2 separate regions of the Homo sapiens genome follow, and region 1 is linked to region 2. Evidence: read pairs that join two places in POLR2A ChIA-PET (ENCODE). Cell type or tissue: MCF 10A. All regions are shown on one strand. Each heading gives the region's core, and the rest is flanking DNA. Links, peaks and the distances in the headings are about the cores only.

Region 1 (2,917 bases), core at 212-2,711, 77 kb before region 2:
ATACAACGCATCAAGTATCACTAAAGTTGCTCCACAGTGCTAGACTCAGATCATGGTACTAGACTCAGCACTAAGAGCCAACAAAGTTAGTGCCTTTGGATGCTAAGGGCCTAAAAGAAGGAAAACTGATGTCTCAAAGAGGAGTATACAAATATCTAAACCAGAAATGAGCAGAGATCAGTTAAAATGCATATATGTAAATGTATGTAAATAAACCATGCTATTATGCACAAAACAGTGCTACGTGCATCTAATTATGAATGTTGCCAAACTTCTAGAAAAAAAAAGAAATGGCGGGGGAGGGGGTGCGGAAAAGTAATTTTCATTATTGCTTCTTCTTTCCCCCTTTATCTTGGTAATTTTTCTCTGAAGATTAGAAAACTGTTTCTAGTGTTAACAGCTAGTTATCTTCCAACTATTCTGCTTTTATTCTTGCATCAATTGGAGCAATTTTTAAAAACCAGGCAATAAGTAATAGTATCTATACCAATCACTGAATCTGAATTAAATGGTGCATGTGCCAGGCATTCTTTATCAATAGTCTAGATAAAATTAACAGTGATCAAAATCTAAGTATCTCCTTTGGCAGGCGCAAAAAAAGTGAAAGCTTTTAAAGAGATGAAGAATTTTGTTGGTAGCCAATTCATACTGCTCTGGAAACCAAAGATGGACAGGGAAAAACACAAGTAAGGAGAATACTGCCACTGCCACAGCATGGGGATCGCAAAAGCAGGTCGCTTAGGCCAAAGTGGAAAAGGGTTTTTCCAATGAGGCAGTAAACATCACCATTCTGTGTTTGGCATAGGTTTATAAACTTGTGTTCAAGTCCCAGTGTCCAGAGACTTAGGTTTTCCTCCCCATTTTGTTACAAACTATTTATCTGATACTGGGCAAGCCACTATACGTCTCTGGGCCTCAGTCTCTTCATCTGTAGGAATAAGGATCTCATGGGCTCTAAGACTGCTTTAGCTCAACGTTGGATGAATGCCATTTGTCTGGCACTGTTACATATGGCAAGTCAAAAACAAGGGAGGATATCCAGCAGGCAACAGGAGAGAGAAACTCTAGAATGGATATATAGATTTTAGAACCATCAAGCGTAGGAGGTGGTAGCTGAAGCCTTGGGTGTGAATGATATCACCCAGAAGGAATGCAGCATGAAAGAAGGCAACCAGAAAAGGAATCCTGGGGTAAACTAACATTTAAAGAACAGGCAGAGGAAATGGAGACGATGATGACACACAGTGGGGAGACCAGGAGAGAATGAGGAAAATGGAGGCAGAGAGGAGAAGATGAGTGCACACTGTCACAAATATAAAATAAGGATCAAAAAATAACTACTGGATTTGGCAGGTAGATCATCAGTAGCCCAGTTAAGAACAGTTTTAAAGGAACAGTGAAGGAAGAAAACAGATTATTTAGGACACTGAAGAATGAGTAAGAGGTGAAATGACAGCAATAGATTTCCTTCTTTCAATGTTTTGTTAAAAAGGGAAAGAGATATGGGGTAGTATTACAGAAGGCTAGAGTCAAAGCAGGTGAGTTTTATTTTTTTCTTTTTCTTAAAGATGGACAAATATGTAAGTTACAAAGACAGCTATTAGAAAGATACCGATTCTACCAACAAACACTAAGAACTTCCTACATACAAGCCACCACTTTAGTGGGACATGGGCCCAACATTTATAGGCATAGTGATGAAGTTTATAGTTTCTTCCAGCATAGACATCTGAAAAGAATTCTATAATTAATGATTTAATTACAAGTTCGATAAGGGTTAGTGTTGTCAGTGGTTAGGGCCAGGGCTTCTCAACATGGGCTGGGAATGTGGTATCTGCGCTGATCTGTGAGTGCTTTATGGGTGTGGAAATGTTAATACTCAGTCCCTTAGGGCAGTTTAGCTGAGCTTCAGGGAACTGAAAGCCTTGGGCCAGTCACCTCAAACAGGCACTCTTTTTACCCCACTGTATTGAACAAATATTATCATTTTCTGTGTTTGTCAGGATGTATCAAAGGTTTAAAGCACTGCAGGACTTTAGAGATACCTTTTCTCTACGAAAAAGGGTAAGGATCGGTAGGGAGGTATAGGTAGGTGCTGGAGCACTGGGAGTGAGGACAGAAGATGACAGGACTCTGGCTTAATGACCTCTAAATTTCTTTCTGCACAGGAATCAGAGTAAAGGTTTTCTTGTCTATTTTCCCTTCTACATTCATTCACTGCCTATTTCGTTCTAGGTACCATTCATCTAAGCAATCACATACATTAATCCATATAGTCCTCAAAACAATTCCATGGAAGAGTATTATGAGTCTCAGTTTCCAGATGGGAAAGTGAGACACAGGGAAATTAACTGGCCTGCACAAGGACACAACACTGTGAGAGACAGCTTCAAAGCAGATGGTCTGGCTCCAGCATCCAAACTCTTACCTACCTCTCAGTGCTGCCTCTCTAAGGTCTTTGTGACAGGAATGAAGAGTTGGAAGAGAGGGTTTGCGTAAAGATATTCAGAGTTGCCACTACAGTAACGGGAGGCACATGCTGTGCTAGGCAGTGCTGAGAGTCAAGGGAGACGGGAGAACAGAATGTTTTTAGTTATGTTCCACAGTTTAGTGACTGTCTCCAGTAGTGCCTGGGAGAAAGATGATGGTTTGAATAACATAGAGCTGGGGTGTAACAGGAAAAGAGGATGGAAGGAAGCAATGATCCAGGCTAGCAAGTATTTATTAATCAGTAATCAACCAATCAGCAATAAATACTGTTGAATAAATAATTGTGCAGTATTATCAGCCTAATTTCTATAACTTTTCAAAGTTATTATGGGAAAGGCTGGGTGTGGTGGCTCACGCCTGTAATCCCAAGACTTTGGCGGGCCGAGGCGGGCAGATCACTTGAGGCCAAGAGTTCAAGACAACCCTG
Region 2 (2,917 bases), core at 315-2,814:
AAGAAAAATGACAATTTAAAGTATAAGAAACAACAGCAGTTGAGTAAGACCTAAAAGGAGCATAGAAAGCTGGAAAGAAATTGAAAGAGGATTCACTAGATCTTGATGATTGGGCCATTCTCTTTGAAGCAGTTTGGTAATAAAATACTATGTTTGCTTTTCCCAGTATTCAACAGCACCTCTAGATTCCAAAGTAAATAATATTTACTTAATAATATTGCAAAAACTGTATGTGTGGAATATGTTTAGGCTTAATTTGTACATACAGAGTGAAGACTAATTTTTGTTATACAAAAGAGAATATAAACATTATTTACTTTGATAACAGAAAAATAGTAATATTATTACAAAAAAAAACTCAGGAAGAAAAGAGTACAAGAAATGGGTAAATTTCTCATGGTTCACAGAAGGGGATCAAGAGACACTGTTGACTGCAACATATTACTGAAAGTTACACTATTAACTACAGGAACTACAAAACTGACTTTAGAAAGTAGCTACATTTTGGGAAGTGGGACTGGGCACGGAGGTGGGGTGGGGCTATTTTCCATTTCATACTTCTGTGTCCACTCCAAATTCATGCTGACTATCGGCAATGCTTTCAGTGTTTCATTAATTCCTCTCACACTCCCCGATGGCTGATGCACTTGTTCTCTTCACATTTCTCAAACCCTTAAGCTTTCACCTTTCTGAACCTTTTCCCTTTATCCCCACACCAACCTCCCTCTGAGGTGGAATTTTTCACTCATCCTCTTCTTCTTATTAGAGAAGGAGAGAACAGCAGCCCTGCCCTCCTGTTCTCAAGCAGCTCACCTCTTCCACACATCCAGAGATCTAACCTATGCCCAGCTCTCCCACACCAACACAAGCTTTTCTTTCCTCTGTCTCTTTCCCTTAGCCCTATGAAGACTCCTCGGTATCTATTAAGAAGTAATAGTAAAGTAAAATAAATAAGTACTCTTTTGAATCCATCCTTGTTCTTTATTCCTTTTTCCCAACTTCAAAATAAGAAGCCTGCGCTCACCATTTCTATGTCCTCATTCCCGTTTTCAATCTAGCCTCTGATTCTGCCACAGGACTGTAACTGACAAATCCAGTCCTTTGTATTCTCTCACTGAATTATCCTAAGCTCTCCATAGGTTTAACATTACTATTTGTCTCCACAGAAGCACCACACCACCCACCCCAGTCCACCTCCTACTTCTGTGACTGATCACCCCTGTCATTTTGGATGACTCTTCTTTCTCCTCTAGCTTCCTAAACAGAGGCATTCCTCATTAGCTTCATTTTTTACTTTCCTTTTCAAAGATCTGATTCACCTGATGAATCACATGAAGATGATGCCCAAATCCTTCAACAGCTCCAGGATATAATTCACCACTTCTAACTGCCTATTGAACAGCCACTCGAATGTCCTCCCAATGCCATTTGTTGACTGGGATGGTCTTCCCACATTGTCATAGACTCCAACATGTCCAAAATTAAACTCTTCACCCCAAACCGGCAACTCAGATGTTTGTATATATAACACACTATCACTCGCCTGGTCACTCAAACTCAAAATCTGGGCCATTTTTTACTCAATCCCTACCTATTCCCTCACATCCTACCGATTTCCTTCCCTCAATGTTTCACAACAGGTAAGGTAAAAATGAATAAGACATGGTTTCTAGCCTCTGGGAAGAATAGAGAAGTGTAAACAAACAATTATAAAGCAATCTGGCAGGTGCAGTGGCTCTAGCCTATAATCCCAGCACTTTGGGAGGCCAAGGCAGGTGGATCGCTTGAGCTCAGGAATTCAAGACCAGCCTGGGAAACAAAGTGAGACCCTGTCTCTACAAAAAAAAAAAAAAAAAAAAAAAAAAATTAGAGAATAATAAACAAGCAATCTGGTAAGTGTGACCAAAAAAATTAAAAAAAAAAAAGCACAGGATAATGAGTTTGGGGGTAGGGGAGAAAGGAGATTAGGAGAAGGATTCAACAGGCTACAAGGTGTCAGAGTCAGAACTAAAGTCCTGTCCCCTAATCCTCACTAGGCCAAAACAACAGCACACACTCTGAATAATTAAGCATATGCCTTGCATTAAGACAGTTCAACATTAAAAAAAAAAAATACAATTATTGTGGCTCACACCTGTAATCCCAGCACTTTGGGAGGCCGAGGCAGGCAGATCACTTGAGGTCAGGAGTTCGAGACCAGCCTGGTCAACTTGGAGAAACACCGTCTCTACCAAAAAATACAAAAATTAGCTGGGCATGGTGGCATGCAACTGTAGTCCCAGCTACTCGAGAGGCTGAGGTGGGAGAATCGCTTGAACCCAGAAGAGGGAGGTTGCAGTGAGCCAAGACCACGCCACTGCACTCCAGCCAGGGTGACAAAGTGAGACCCTGTCTCAAAAAAAAAAACAAAACACAATTATTATTTGTCAATAAAATTTTAAAAAGAATATTCAACATGTAACTTTTGACTGAGTATAAATTAGGGAATGATGGTTCTCACTATACATGAATTGATTTTTTCTTCTTTCTTAAAGACATAGGGTCTCATTCTGTTGCCCAGGCTGTGGCATGATCATAGCTCACTGCTATGATCACTGCAGCCTTCCCTCCTGGGCTCAAGCAATCCTCCTGAGTAGCTTGGACTACAGGCTCACGCCACCATGCAGCCTGGCGTATGTATGTATGTATGTATGTATGTATGTATGTATGCACGTATTTAGTAGAAATAAGGTCTCACTTTGTTGCCTGGGATGGTCTCAAATTCCTGGGCTCTATACCCAAAGGACTATAAATCATGCTGCTATAAAGACACATGCACACGTATGTTTATCGCGGCACTATTCACAATAGCAAAGACTTGGAACCAACCCAAATGTCCAACAATGATAGACTGGATTAAGAAAATGTGGCACATATA

The links. ChIA-PET counts read pairs that join two places held together with the same protein. Peaks named below come from ENCODE experiments on the same cell type or tissue, not always from the same donor. Only the 100,000 strongest peaks of a DNase experiment are listed, where the experiment ranks them.
Region 1: POLR2A ChIA-PET joins it to region 2 with 12 read pairs; 11 of 35 experiments call an interaction of 5 or more read pairs at or near these places.

Annotation. Positions count from the first base shown.
Region 1 is chr12:50,612,637-50,615,553 of GRCh38, reverse strand. All of the region lies in intron 1 of DIP2B (disco interacting protein 2 homolog B), which reads right to left. Among named protein-coding and RNA genes, the nearest start is that of DIP2B, 110 kb to the right of the region's middle. In MCF 10A, for the core only: no CTCF peak of the experiment used is centred there; a DNase peak (open chromatin) is centred at 1,163.
Region 2 is chr12:50,536,064-50,538,980 of GRCh38, reverse strand. All of the region lies in intron 1 of DIP2B (disco interacting protein 2 homolog B), which reads right to left. Among named protein-coding and RNA genes, the nearest start is that of DIP2B, 33 kb to the right of the region's middle. In MCF 10A, for the core only: no CTCF peak of the experiment used is centred there; a DNase peak (open chromatin) is centred at 1,300.